Regions from separate parts of the Homo sapiens genome. Here region 1 is linked to region 2. A link is an interaction called in ENCODE POLR2A ChIA-PET data of the cell type or tissue named here. Cell type or tissue: PC-9. All regions are shown on one strand. Each heading gives the region's core, and the rest is flanking DNA. Links, peaks and the distances in the headings are about the cores only.

Region 1 (7,976 bases), core at 1,214-6,213, 64 kb before region 2:
GGAGATTACAATATTTTTCTTTCTATAATTGATATAATAATGTAGAACAAAATCGGTATGTATATAGACAAGTTAAACAACACTAACAACCAGAGTTACCTAACTGACATTTGTAGAACATTCAGACAACCATAGCGGACTTTAAATCCTTTTCAAGTGTACATGAAACTTTCAGTGACAGACTACATGTTCAGCCATAAAATGTGTCTGAACTAATTTTTAAGATTGAAATACAATGGAGTATATTCTCTAACCACTATAGAACTAAATTTGAAATCCATAACAAAAGGATATCTGAAAAAGAAATCCCCTAAATATTCAAAATTTAAACAACACACTTGGCCAGGTGTGGTGGCTCATGCATGTAATCCCAGCACTTTGGAAGGCCAAGGCTGGTGGATCACTTAAACTCAGGAGTTCAAGACCAGCCTGAGCAACGTGGCGAAACCCTAGCTCTACAAAAATGTAAAAATTAGCCAGAGGTGGTTGCACGTGCCTGTAGTCCTAGTTACTCAGAAGGCTGAAGTGGGAGGATCACTTGAGTCTGGGAATGCCAGGACTGCTGTGAGCTGTAATCTGGCCACTGCACTCCAGCCTGGGCAACAGAGCGAGACCCCCATCTCAAAAACAGAAATAACACATTTTGATTCTGAAGTTTTCAAGCTCATTTTTTTAACAAATACATTAAAATCATAGATTCATTTAAATGATAATATAATAAAAGCAAAACATTTTATTCACTTAACATGTAAATCAGAATTCACTACTTGGAAGAAATATGTTGATAAGCTGTTGGGGGTGAATCCTCAAGGTGTATGCTGAAGTGCAAAAATTGGTCCCTTAGATGACCTTCTAAGACGAGCAGGTCCGTATAAATGTGGGGCCCTTTTAATTTGAGCATTTTGGATAAACATCTTTGCAAAGATGTTTAGGGTATGATCAAAGAGAAAAGTATTTGAAAGTGATATAGGTGAATGTAATCCAAGAGAGGTAGGAGACAGAAGCTTCCCACTGTGTAAAGAACTAAGGAATACAGAATCTCATAGGCAGGTTGGCCAAGAAGGGTCTTTGGAAAATGAAATGTCTAATATGAGTTTTTAGTGGATTGCTGTGTGCCCTCCTCATGTTCCCACAAAACCCAAAGGCTACTAATACAAATCATGATATGGTTGGTATGCTTAAACTTCTGAAAATCAAAGCTGGTGTCAAGCTGTGTATCCTGTTAGACCTGTCCCTGAAACACTGCTAGCACACACGGACTGGAGGACAATTGAAAATTGGGATACTTATATTTGCCAAGCTATTAGCAAATACTTATATTTGCAAATACTTATATATTGGCAAATACTTATATTTGCCAAGCTATTAGATAATATTTCTTTTCTTTTTCTTTTTCTTTTTCTTTTTTTTTTTTTTTTGAGACAGAGTCTCACTCTATTCTGTTGCCCATGCTGGAGTGCAGAGGCATGATCTCAGCTCACTGCAACCTCCACCCCCCGGGTTGAAGTGATTCTCTCTTGCCTCAGCCTCCCAAGTGGCTGGGATTAAAGGCGCCTCCCACTGCACCCAGCTGATTTTTGTATTTTTAGTAGAGATAGAGTTTCACCATCTTGGCCAGGCTGGTCTTGAACTCCTGACCTTGTGATCTACCCACCTCGGCCTCCCAAAGTACAGGGATTACAGGCGTGAGCCACCGTGCCTGGCCGATAATATTTCATTTCACAAACCATCTTGATAACTTGGCCAGCTTGCCTCACTTCCTCATAGAAATTGTCAGGTCTGTAGTACATAAAGTGAAATGCATGTTTGTCCAAATATAATCAAGATGAAATTTTTAAATTTTCCACAGTCCACTGATCAAAGGCAAAGCCTCTCTTCCTTGATAAACAGAATCTTCTCAAATTTCTTTTCACTCATCTTATACTTGGGCTCTGGCTAGGCTAGTGGCTCATGCCTGTAATCCCAACATGTTGGGAGGCCAAGATGGGAGGATCATTTAAGGCCTGGAGTTTGAGATCAGCGTGGGCAACATAGTGCGGCCCTGTCTCTATTAAAAACAAAAAAAGCCAGATGCAGTGACATATACCTATAGTCCTAGCTACTGGGAAGGCTGAGTGAGGTAAGAGGATCACTTGAGTCCAGGAGTTTAAGGTTGCAGTGAACCACGATCATGCCACTACACTCTATCCTGGGCAACAGAGAAAGACCCTGACTGGATAAATAAATAAATTAAATTAAACATAACTGGGCTCTAATGCATCATGTTTCATCATCTTTTTTTTTAAACATTAGCCAAGACATAAAGTTTTACCATGTCTCATGAGAACAGCTCCCTCAACTTTCATCTCAATATTTCTCACATTAGATCTAATCCATTGGCTGACCAGAGAGGGGACAGATATCATGATATCTCCTTCTATCATCACTGTCTTTATCCTCCGTCAAGTCCCTGTACACAATCCAAAAGTCCTCTGCTCTACTCTATTGAAAAACAAAATCTCCCATATTAAATAAGTACAGAAAAGAGATAAGAGGATAGAAAACCCTCCCTCTCAACAAAGCCTGGATTTCAAGAGGAAAACATTTCCTTCAAGTTCAGTCCTAAAATCTCTCACATTAGGGACTCATTCTAATCCCTCTTGAACATTATGAATATATTAACTGATCATATCTTTGAATTTCTGCTCTAACTATCCTAAATCTTACCAGACACATGTATGCATCTTCTAGAATAAGAGGGAGACTGGTGCAAGGCAAAGAAAAAATTATATTAAGATACATCAAAAAGTGTTCTGCTGGTTATAATAGTGTGTGATTTCCTAAAATGATGACTTTGAACCAGATATCACTAAATCTTTAATATATATTTTGGATGATTATGTACGTAATTACCCATACTACTTTACTTTTTCATGTTACAATGCATTATTATTTAGAGAAATTATGTTAGTCAAAATCTCGTAAACCTGACAACTTCTATTGTATTTTTGCCTTTGGTCTCAGAGCAGTGCCCGTATCACCCATTCCAAATCGATGTTCCTCACTGTTACCAGAGTGATGTTTCTATAACACTAATCATATAATTCTAGAGTTGAAACTCCTTAAATGAATTCCTTCTCCATCATTGACACTTATGTCTTCAACCATCACATGCTTATGACCTCCAAAACTTCAGCTCAACTCTTTCTGCTATATTACAGACCCATATTCAACCGTCTACTGGATGGATACACTCAGCTGGAAGTCGACACGTTCAAATCTAACCACTGATTGTTTGTCCACCATACTAAACAATTTTAAGTTCTCAAAATGCATTTATACTTTTGCAAATGCCATCAACTCTGGAAGGAAGTTCCAACCCTACGACTACCAACTCTCACTCCTATGTCCTTTCCTTACTGCCCCTTATAGCAACCTGTGGGTCCATTAATAACATTCTTTAACATATATTGAGTGATTTGTGCCCAATGCTTTAAATGGATTATCTCATTGCATTTTCAAAACAACCCTATGAGATGGATACTATTATTATCATCATTGTACATATGAGAAAACTAAGACTGAAAGAGTAAGTATTTTTGCTTATGTCGTATAATGGATAAAACCAGGGATGGGAATCCAAACAGACAGCCAAACTCCAGAGCCAGAGAACTCAGCCCCAATACTATACTGTCCACCCTTTACATAATACATATCATATATCACATTTCCTATAATTGTGATTTTACTTATATGTCTTCCGAACTAAATTCTGAACAATTTGAGAGAAGAGACAATGACCATCTTGTTCACCACTTTATCCACTGTCCCATGAACAATTCCTAACACACAATAAATGCTCAATCAATGTGTGTTGAGTGTATAATTGTAGAGTTGAATCAATGAGTGGCTCCCTTTAATTGTTTCTAGGCAATCCTGCTTAATGTAGCACTTAGTTAGCTTGAATCTACAAAAAACAAAACAAAGCACAAACCTTTAAGCTAACAGCTTAGTTACATATTCTTTTCACTTTCTTTGGGTCTTCAATTTTGTATGTCATCAAATTACAAAAAGTATCATTTATTATGCATTTTATAATTTTATGGTGGTTATGATACATTATCAGCCAGAGAATAAAATGACTAGTAATAGACAGCTAAAGATTGATTCAATAATAAGAATCTCCAAACAAATATTAAGTGCAAACAAAAAATAAGCTTTAGAACTAGCATACAACTTTTAGAGATTATGTGTTAAAAGTCATACATTACTGACACCCAGTGGAAATCAGATGTAAAGCAAGCTTGGTTTATGTAATGATTTTCATTTCCAACTATAAAATTAGTGGTTAGACTATCTTTATTTGCATCTACTTTCATTTTATGCTTTAAATTTATAATTTCACATTTCATATACATAACAGTCATCTTAGAATTTTTTGGGAAGTCCAGAAATTTCAAAGAAAAATATTGTTTATTAAACTATCACCAAGAAGCAACAACTCCAATATTTTAAACACAATTTTAAACTGGGTTCCCTACAACAATTGTGTTTTAGAGGAAGTATCCCGACATATTGCCTATGTCTTTAGTACATGAAAAGTTATATTCATATAATATTAAAACTATGAGTAGCTGGTGATGGAGTCTGTACTCCAAACCTCAGCATCACATAATATTCCCATATAAGAAATCTGTACATGTATCCTCTCTATCTAAAATAAAAGTTGAAATAAAAATAAACATTTTTAAATGGAAAAATAAGAAAAAGTAGGTTTTATATTTTTATAAGATACTATACAAAAATAAAAATGAACTACAGCCATATTCAGATATATGTATGGAACTTGCAAACATAATTAAATTAGTCCAACATAAGACAGTGAATTCTGTATGATGCCATTTAAATAAAGTTTAAAAACAACCAAAAAATACTATGAGGGAAGCAAACAGTAGAGGAAGTTGTATTCATTTCATGTAAGTACCATCTAATAATATTTTGCATTTTCCTAGTGCTTTAATCTTTACAAACCATTTTAAATGCCTTATACAATACTTCAATATAACACAAGAAGGTTTCTTCTTTTTCTTATAATACAAAACAGGAAGTTCTCTCCTTTTTTGATATAATTAATATGCAAGCATTAAACAAGCGAATCAACAGTCCCCTCTAATATTCTCATGTCTTGATTGTTTAACTGCCAAAAGCACTGTATCATTTTGCTGCTGGTGAAGTACATAAAAATTCCTAAAATGACAACAGGAGATCACGAACACCATTGTCCTGAATCTTGCCTCTTGCAAAAGGTTCAAGCAAAGTATTTTGCTACATTTAATGTTCAGGTGAACTTGTCAACTGAAAATCAAAACCACATTCACAAGACAGCTGGAAGAAATGTGTATTTTGCACTGGTAGATAGCCAAAAGAAATGAGAACTTCTGCTTTGATGTTTTAGCTTTAAATGAATCTCATAGTGATCGTAGGCCTCAGCATAGCGGTTCTTTTTTGAGATGGAGTCTCGCTCTGTCACCGAGGCTGGAGTGCAGTGGTGCGATCTCGGCTCGGTGCGATCTCGGCTCACTGCAAGCTCCGTCTGCTGGGTTCAGGCCATTCTCCTGCCTCACCCTCCCGAGCAGCTGGGACTACAGGCGCCTGCCACCACGCCTGGCTAATTTTTTGTATTTTTTAGTAGAGACGGGGTTTCACCATGTTAGCCAGGATGGTCTCGATCTTCTGACTTCGTGATCCGCCCAACTCGGCCTCCCAAAGTGCTGGGATTACAGGCGTGAGCCACCGCGCCGGGCTAGCATAGCGGTTCTTTTTTTTTTTTTTTTTTTTTTTTTTTTGCCTTTTGAAACCAAATATTTAATATTTTCATTAAATTGTTTTAATACAACTTTAATACATTTAATACAAATGCCAACTGGAAGACCAAGCCCAGAAATTCAGAGGAAATAATCTTCCAAACAAGGAACACCAAGGTGATCTTGTTCCACTCCAGCCGCAATAGTGGTGATCATAATGCTGCTAGTCAGTTATCCAGATTATCGAGTGTTTACCACATCATCGATTTTCAGAATGCTCCTAAGCTATTGCATTTCACTGACAAGTAAAATTTCAAAAAACTTGAGGGTTCTGACATAGGTTTGTCACTTTTAAAATTCTTTTCCAGGTATGGGAATTTAAAAAATCATACTTCAAGCCATTATGTCATTCCCTGAAAGCAGATAATTTAATATTAAAAATGCAGGAATAAAATAATCAGTATCTAAAGGGCAATGCTTCATAAGACATGACAATTGGCAATTATACCATTTTATATTTGCCACTCTTCACAGACAGGTGAAAATATGATCAAGTACTAGTCATTGGAAACCTCTCCTCTACAACACATTGTCAAATCTTGCCCTCTGTCACTGTTTGGAAAATGTGGCTTCTATGTGAGAGGTTGTTTTATTCACCAAAGTGTTTATCTTAAATAGTGGAATCAGAATTTTATGGAAATGTGATGTATATATATATATGTAAAAAATTTATTCATTAGTTAAAAGGAGATACACAAATAAATAGTCAGAACATTTGATTTGTCAAAAACTGTTTAAGTACATTATATTTATTGTCTCCTATTCTCACAACAATTGCATAATGTAGGAACTAATATTACCCCCATATTATGGTTGAAAAAACTGAGACACAGAGGTTAAGTAACCTGACTAAGCTTACACAATTGGCAAAGGGCCAATAAATATTTGAACACAAGGAGTGTGAATCTAGAGCCTGCACTGTTAACCAGAATACTAAAACCCTGAATCTGAATAGTTTGTTTGCCTTGCTTTCATAGGTAAAAGACAACAGAAAGAAAAAGTTAAATAGCTTTGAATGAATAATGCTAGTCCAAGTTGGTTAAATTAGGATTTTGAGACTATCAAAGAGCATAAACTTCTATATCTCTTGTGAGTTTGTAAATGATTACAGGGGAGTCAGGAATAGAATAGTCAGTTGCCTTCTTTCTCCTTTATTCCAGAAGAGAATATGTCTGATACAAATAGTCTTTATGGGGGCACAGCAAAAATTTATCTCCCATTTTGAACCAACCAATCCTCTTCCCTTACTTGGATTAATAAATGAGCACCTACTTTGTGCAAGCAGTGGGCTACTGATTTAGGACAATATAAAAAAGGAAGAAACTCTGCTTTCTGTTCTCAACAAATACAGATACAGAGAAAAATATACTGTGGCTTTCAAGCCTGTCTCCGTATTGAAATTACCTAGAAAGATTTTCAAAAAGTTTATATTCCTACACTCCATCCCAGATTTGCTCCACCAGAAACTCCAGGAGTATAGCTCAGGAATATGTATATTTAACAATTGCCCCCAAATGATTTGTTTTGTGTGTGTATTCGGGTTCAAAACTTCTGCTGCAGAGTACTGACACCCTTTGTAGTATCTGGATGATATTTTGTCTTTGAATTACAACACTTCTCTTTTACAAATATCATGTAGGGTCACAAAACTATTTCAGAAGTCTTCTCTACTACTCCAGTGGAAAGCTGAGAATGTAAAGGCAGGATAGAGCTAGATCATGTAAAGCGTTGAATGCTGTGATAGGGAATATGAATATTATTTTCTAAATTAGTGGTTCCCAAATCTGACTGCAAATTGGTTTTATTTTTAAAATGGGGTTTTAGGAAAATAGTTTATAAAATGTACTAAATTACTATCTCCAAGGACAGAGCTTGAACATCTATATTTTTAAAAAGTGTTGGCAAAGATTCTGAAGCAGCCATCCACAGAGCAGAATTTGGGATCCACTGCATGTAAAACCTGGTCTATATGCTCCACCAGGAGGTTGCAGACTTGGTTACAATTCAATGTCACAATTCAACTTCAATGACTCTGCCCTGGCTTATAATAAAACAATGATCATAATTTAATAATAGCAGCCGTCATGCATTGAATACTAACTACGAGCAAGGCCCTGAACAAAGTGACTGACA
Region 2 (7,976 bases), core at 1,364-6,363:
TATACCCAAGCAAAGGTGGAAAATGGGATAACTAGCTTCTAGCATCACTTATGGATAAACCCACAAAAGGAGTTGCTGAATTACACCTAGGGCCCAACCAAGACTTTCTTACCCAAATGAACACAAAGACAATTCTCTCCTTTGCTTCTGGGTTACAGGATTGTCACTAGTGCAATGAGGGGCTTTATACACTATGTGGTTACCAGGAACACCGGAGTTTTTCACAAGGACCAGGGGGACCTGAAGACAAAGGGAAGATTAGAAAAGCAAATGCAGACATATTAGATTTGAAAAAGTTGTTTTTCTATATTTCAGACCCCCAGACCACAGTTCATAACCACTCATCTGGTCTTAGCTCCTCATTTTTAAAAATAAGGAAATAACAGCCAGAGAGGAAGGTAAGTAAGCCAAGTGTACACAACTTATTGGTGGCAGAGCTGGGATTGAAAACCATATCTCCTGAACCCTTTCCACTAACTAGCAAATAAATGTTCTTATCATAATGAATCTATCCTGCACCTATTTTACTAGAAGCCTCTTCCTAACTCCCAACCTTCCTCTACCTACTGTCACCACCCAAACCATCCAGCCCACCACACAGTTTTATCATTATGACATTTCTGACAGAGTAATAATTCAATAAATATTTATTGAGCATCTTTGGAAGTTTTTTGCCAGATACTATCCCAGCTAAATCTTGCAGAAGACACAAAGTGAAAGTGGCAACAGTCATAGTATCTGTCATAGTAATAGTACCTTCTAGTATTTATTCAACATCTCAGGCACTGCCCTGTGCTATGCAATTTATATGCATTATCTCATATAATCCTCACAATCAGACTTGGACATATATACTATTTTTAGTTCTATGTTATTTGTTTAAATTTTCTTTTTAACTTTAATTTTTAATTGATACATAATGATTGTACATATTTGTGGGGTACAGTGTAATGTTTTGATACATGGATAACGTTGTGTAATGATCAAATCACGGTAATTAGCATATACATCACCTCAAACATTTATCAGTTCTTTGTGGTAAAAACATTCAAATTCCTTTCTTCTAGCTTTTGAAAAATACAATTCATTATTGTTAGCTATACTCACCTTACTGTGCAATAGAAATCAGAATGTATTCCTCTTATCTAACTGTAACATTGTACCCATTCACCAACCTTTCCCCATCCCGGCTCCCTTATTCCCTCCCCAGCCTCTGGTAACTTCTATTCTACTCTCTACTCTATGAGATTAACTTTTTAAAGACCAGAAACTATGACATACAGAAGTCAAATGGCTTCCCTCAAGTCACACACCATAAATGGTGAAACTTGGATTTAAATCTAGACAATCTAGTACCAGAGCCCTTGATGGTAATCACTACACTAGGTATTTTCCATGCCTAAGATCAATGTGGAGGGGAGCTTTCTATTTCTACCCACTCAGTTTTACACAACACTTTTGAGATAGTTTCTCACTGAGAATCTCCTTTGGAATGGCAAACCTAAAGTGATTGCCTCTTCTCGGCCTCGCTTCTCCACCGCTTCAAAGTCATGCAACATAATACTCTCACTTTAACAGCTGGCTGCAATCTTTGCATTATTGGAGAAATTCCAGGTACTTACCAATCATATGGTTTCTCAAGAAATAGATTAACGTAAGCAGTTATCACAGGTCCTCTTTTGTTCTCCTCTCTACTTTAGAGACATTAATTAGAATCTCTAATACTTTCCTGCCTAATAATCAAGCACGTAGAAAATATTAGTTAGGTATTCCTGAAACAGTCACAGGGCCAGGACACAGATTCTACAAGCCACAAGATGGGGAAGTTATGGGTGAGGCCAAAAGCCATCTAAAGCAAATTTGGAATTATACCAAGGTGCTGTAAAAGCTGGCAGGACCAACTATTCTTTGGATAAAGTAACAGATACATAGCCGAGGAGCTTTTTATAATAAAAGACACAACGGTGTAAGTATCAATCTGGATTTCACTCCTGCCTCAACCACTGTGATAAGAGGTAAATTATATCTCAATTTGTATCTATAAAATGGAGGTAATGATACAAGCCTGGCAGGGGTGTCTTGAAGATTAAATAAGATAATGTATGTGAAAGTGCTAGAAGAATAGTAAATTGCTCTATATACTTGAGAGGGGTTTGCTTCTGAGGACACTGCCACTAAGCAACACTTGAAAATAACTTACCACATCCTACACATTTGCCTTTATTAATTCAGCAAAATAAACTTGTTCATAGTAGATAATTAGACACTTATTATTAATTTCCAATTTCTACCACCCTTGTTGATCCAATATGCTGCCTTTACTGATCTTTGCCATAATAACAGTAATTTCTTTCGTTTGTTTAGCTTTTTGTAGTTTGTAAAGAATTTGTTTATTTTTTAACAGGTCTGTAAGTGTATAAGGTTTGTACTGCATGTTTACAAACAGTAAAACTGGGGCTTAGAGAAGTGATATGACTAGCACAGTGCCCCACAGCTGATACAATCTATACAGAAAGGATAGGAAAAAGAAGGAAGAGACAGAAAAACATTGCTAGGCTAATAATACATAACATGGTCTTTTAGAAATGTTCTTTCTCTATGTTGACAAAGGAAAAAAAGATTCTTCTACAGTATCCAAAATGACCATATGTTTTTTGTTTTATTTTATTGTAAAGGCAGTGACCAATTTGCAAAGACAATTATTTATTAGAAAATGATAAATGGAATTTTTGCAATGTCACTAAAATGATTTCTTTAAAAAAAACACATAAAAACTATAGGCATGTTATTTCTGTTGCCTTTGCATAAAAAAAATCAATTATAAAATTTGATACTTTCTATTCACATTGTTTAAGCTATCTAAAAATACTGGCCAAAGCTTTTAGAATGGGGCTTGAGGAGAAAGAAAATTGAAAAATCGAGAAATAGAAACTGAGGAGAGAAAAATGGAAATGTAGTGTGATTGCAGACTTAAATGTCATTTGCAAATGAAATGATAAATTGATATAGTCTTACATGAGAAGGCATTGACTAGGAGATTTGGGCTCTCTCACCAGCTTTGCCAGGTGACCTCGGAAAACAATGATAATAATAATAATAATAATAATAATAATAATAATAATAGAGGTTATAGTTTATTTTACCTTTACTAGGTGTCAAGCTCCGTGCCAGATGCTTAAATGGATTAGCTCACTTAAGCCTTACAAACTTTGCTGACTACTATTATTATTATTCCAATATTACAAATGAGGCATTTGGGGCTCAGGTTTCTCAAGGTTATACAATTTAAGCAATAAAAGATGCCAATATCTGATTCTAAAGGTCATACTCCTTTTAAAATATAATACTCTCTTTCAAGTAATCTCACTCTGTGAAAGGCAATTTTCTCTCACACAAGTTATCCCTAGGCTATAATTCTCTATTTCAATGGTTAATCTGCCATGTATCCATCCGTGGTTTCAGGATGTGACTCAAGAGCACTGGCTTCCTGGATAGCTAATCTTATTTCAGGAAGGCCATCCAACATGTATAAATGCCTGTTCATAGCTTCTGGAGTATAGTCATGACTCAGCACCATAAACAGAATCTCTGGAACCTGCCAGGTTTTGAGGCCTGATAACACACTGAGATTAATACATGGCTCAATGATAGTACAATCAGCCTATGACCTGGTGGTGAATCAAATCTAATTTCGGTAATAACTAGTAAATAACATGTCCTGCAGTGGAGTAGCTTATAAAGAATGCTGAAGATGACTTTGTACTATGAAACACAAAAGGGCTTTGAATCACACAGATGCATCATGTTTGCCAGTAGTAAAGTTGTGTCAGTCATGTCCTATACATATACACAAGGAACTTAGGAAGATGCTGAATTATGAAAATCATTGTATGGAATTGAAATACATGTAGGACTTATTTTTAACAAATATCACTTTAACATCTAGCTCTATATATCATGATTATATTTGCATCCCTGATAAGATTACATACTAACATTATTTGATATTTATAAAATATGTTCAATAAATCTACAGTTCTTGTAAAACCATGGGTAGTTATTCTAGGCCATAATTATTTTCATATTTATTTTGTAGAGACAGGGGTCTCATTATATTGCCCAGGCTGGTCTCAAACTCCTGGGCTCAAGTCATCTTCCTGTCTCGGCCTACCAAAGTGCTGGGATTACAGGCCTGAGCCATAGCGCCAGGCCCCATAATGTTTTTTTAGATGCTTTTCCTGTATGACATCTTGAGTTCATGTGGCTAACAAGTTTCCTGCAACACTGTCAAAGCTAGACAATTCAGTTTGGAGCTACCATAGCAACATCTAGGTTTACAGTGTTAATTCATGAAGCAGTTTACAAATTTCAGAATTTGTCCCCGAACTGAGATCACAGGTTTATTAGTTTATAATTCTATCCAACAAACCACCAACATGCTTTTTGAAAACAACCCACTAAAATTTTTTTTTGCAACCCTTTAAATAAAATCCCCCAGGTCATCAATTAGTAAATATTTCTTGAACAGGTCAAATAGTTCTTACTAAATATACCTTACATTCTACTCCAATGAAGTCATAACTGAAGAGTAATGCACTGCCTTGAAAGGCACTACTGCTCTGGAACTAGCGAAACAATCTCTTTTGTTCAACACTGTTCTCTGTACTCCCAGATGCTCCCAAATACTTGTTTGCAAACAGGCAGGGAATACCCAAAACATTCATGTCATGTGACCCCTTTAAAAGTAAATAATAGGATATACTCTACCCACTCAATACTCAGTAAAAATAGAATACAAAATGTACAATAGCAATTTTTATATTCCTTCCAGGTAATCTACCAGTATGTTATTTATAGACTGTAAACACATGGAAATGTGGTATTATATTATATACAGGACTATTAGTTATAGAAAAGAATGTTATAAACAATTAAATATTAATATTTACATTACATATTAACTATTCAATTATTTCAGGAAGTCTACTACATGCTAGGCACTGTTATAGGTACTGGGGATACAGCAGTGAACAAGACAAAGTAGCTACCCTCATTTCTGGTGTGGGAGACAGACAATAAACATCAGATAACCACAAGATGTATAAAGAAAAATAAAGCAGGATAACATGAAAGAATAATGGGAGGTTCATTTTAGGTAAGGGTAGTCAGGGAATGCCTCTCTGAGAAAGTAGCATCAAGGACTTCAGTGATGTAGGGAATAAACCAGGTAAAGATACAGGGAAAGAATGTTTCAGGTAGAAGGAATAGCACATTCACTGAAATAGTAGTTTCAGGAATAGGAAGACCAGCAGGATAGGGAACAGAAAAAGTTAGATGATCTCACAAATATAGGAGAGGGTAGGCCATGGTGATGAATTTGCTATTTATTTTTAGTAAAATGGGAAGCAACGGGACAGTTGTGAGCAGTGACTTTGATATGGACAGGAGACAGGGAAATACTGGGTAGAAGAGGGCATTTCCCAGACAAAGGCCCCACCCTCAAGCCTGGAAACCCATGGCCCTAAATGGGAATAGGCATTCCTGTTTTCACGTCCAAAATGTTGCCTTTTTGCCCACCATGCCCCCTTATCCTGTACACGTATAAACCCCAAACCCTAGCCTCCATGAGGGGACAAACAGAAGCTTGGAAGAATGGCAGAAAGGCACAGCAGAGAGAAGAGAAGGAGCGTCTGAATGCCGAGAGGAGTTCGGCTGGAGACAATCAAAGAGGAGTTCAGCTGCTGAATGGCCAAATGCCAGGGGAAGATGATCCTCTCACTCCACCCCCCTTCCAATTCCACATCCATCCCACAGAGAGACACCTCCACCACTCAATAAGACCCCCGCATTCATCCTTCAAGTTCGTGTGTGACCTGATTTTTCCTGGATGCTAGACAAGAGCTCAAGATACAGAAAGCTGTCACACTGGCCCTCTGCCCTTGCAAAAAGGCAAGTCCACTGAACTGTTCAACACTTAAGCCATCCACAGATGACAAGGCTAAAAGAGTGCACTGTAACACATGCCCACTTGGGCTTCAAGAGTCACAGACACCCACCCCAAGATACTGCCATGGGTCCAGAGCCCAAAGCACTCATCCTGGCTCTTGCACCTGCCCCTCTGCATGCTCCCCCTCCCACATCCCCCTGTTGCCAGAGAGCCATATCCTCCTGTCGCAGGTTCTGCGAAGGGGCCAGGGAACTCTCCCACCTCAACATGATGTAGATTACATTTTAAAGGGCTATTGTATGCAATGGAAAGGTAGAAGCAATGACCCGGCCTAGAGATGATGGTGACTTGGACCAAGTTGATAGCCGTGCTGATAGAATTTACTGGTGGATTGAGTGTGGAGTATCAGAAGATGATGGCTTTATTTTGGCATGGCCATCTGGATAATTGTTTATGGGGCCTAGGGATGATGGTCAAGAGTTCAATTTTGGATGGTTAAGTTTGAGCTGACTAACTAATATCCAAGGGGAGATGAGTAGGCAGTTGGATATTCAACTCTGGAGATAGGGGGAAAGACCAGAGCTGTAAATATAAATTTGGGAATCATCAGGATATAGACAGCATTTAGAGCCATGTGATTGATTGACGTCACCTAAGGTAGAGTGTACATGAGACAAAGAAAAGAGGGCCAGTGACTGAGACCTTCGATATATAAAAGGCTAAATAGATTTTGAGGGGCTACCAACAAAGGAGACAAAAGAGAGGCCACAGAAGTGAAAGGAAAATCAAGTGGGGAAAATGTTTCAAGGATAAAGTGATAGACAATGTCAAAAGCTGCTGATAGGTGGAGTAAAATGAGGCCTGAGAATGGGCTAATGGTTTAAGCAAGGTGGAAATCACTGGTAATATTGCTAAGGGAATTCAGTCAGTGGCATGTTGGGGGAAAAACCCAGATTAAAATGAGTTCAAGAAAGAATGGAAGGGTAAATTTGGACACAGTGAGTGTGGATAACTATTAGGGATAGGAAAAAAACAATGTTTGTTCTATTCTCATGCAGGCAATACAACAAATTCTTCATCTCTGGTCACCAAAACGTATGGAGATTTCTCCTTCACCAACAACCAATCACTTCTCCACTAATTCAAGACAATTCTAAGGCTATCTACGAGGAGATAGTGTCAGATCCCTCAAGTTAAGAGTTTAGTCCCTCAAGACTGCCCCCATTTCAGATGCCAATAGCAAGCCCTGGGTTTTGACTTGTGTTTCTGACTTCTGGGTATGATTAATTTGCTAGGATAGCTCACAACTCAGGGAAACACTTTACTTACTTTTACCCATTTATTGTAAATGGTATTACAAAGGATACAAATGAACAGCCAGATGGAAGAGATGCATTAGCAAAACATGAGAGAGAGGGCACAGAGCTTCCATGCCTTCTCCAGGTATCTCCACATGTTTAGCTCTCCAGAAGCTCCCCAAACCCAGTCCTTCTGGGTTTTTATGGAGACTTCATTATTTAGGTATAATTGATTACATCATTGGTCATCGGTGATCAACTCAACATTCAGCCCCTCTCCCTTCCCTGGATGAGGGTGGTGAGGAGATTGAAGGTGAGGAGATCATGTGGTTGGTTCCCCTGGCAACCAGCCCCCATCCTGAAACTAACCAGGAGCCCCCAGCCAACAGTAATCTCACTAACATACAAAAAGACATTTACCACTTAAAAGATTCCAGGAGTTTTAGGAGCTATGTGCCTGGAAACTAGCCAAAAACCAAATCTACATATATCTTATAAATCACAAAAACACAGTCCACCTCCCCTTTTACAAACACAGATTCTTTACATCAAAATGATCATATAAATCAAAAGATACTGGCACACTCAGTCCCATTCAGTCATTAATACAGTCATGCACTGCATAATGATGTTTTGGTCAACAAGGAACAACATATACAACAATGGTCCCCTAAGATTATAGGTGAGCTGAAAAATTCTTATCATCTAGTGACATTGCAGCCATCATAATG

Evidence for each region. Peaks named below come from ENCODE experiments on the same cell type or tissue, not always from the same donor. Only the 100,000 strongest peaks of a DNase experiment are listed, where the experiment ranks them.
Region 1: POLR2A ChIA-PET joins it to region 2 with 8 read pairs; 2 of 35 experiments call an interaction of 5 or more read pairs at or near these places.

The regions. Positions count from the first base shown.
Region 1 is chrX:114,955,685-114,963,660 of GRCh38, forward strand. No RefSeq gene overlaps it. Among named protein-coding and RNA genes, the nearest start is that of IL13RA2, 58 kb to the right of the region's middle. In PC-9, for the core only: CTCF peaks have their summits at 4,236 (motif pointing left) and 4,438; no DNase peak of the experiment used is centred there.
Region 2 is chrX:115,019,738-115,027,713 of GRCh38, forward strand. No RefSeq gene overlaps it. Among named protein-coding and RNA genes, the nearest start is that of IL13RA2, 6.1 kb to the left of the region's middle. In PC-9, for the core only: no CTCF peak of the experiment used is centred there; a DNase peak (open chromatin) is centred at 3,564; H3K27ac peaks cover 2,719 bases.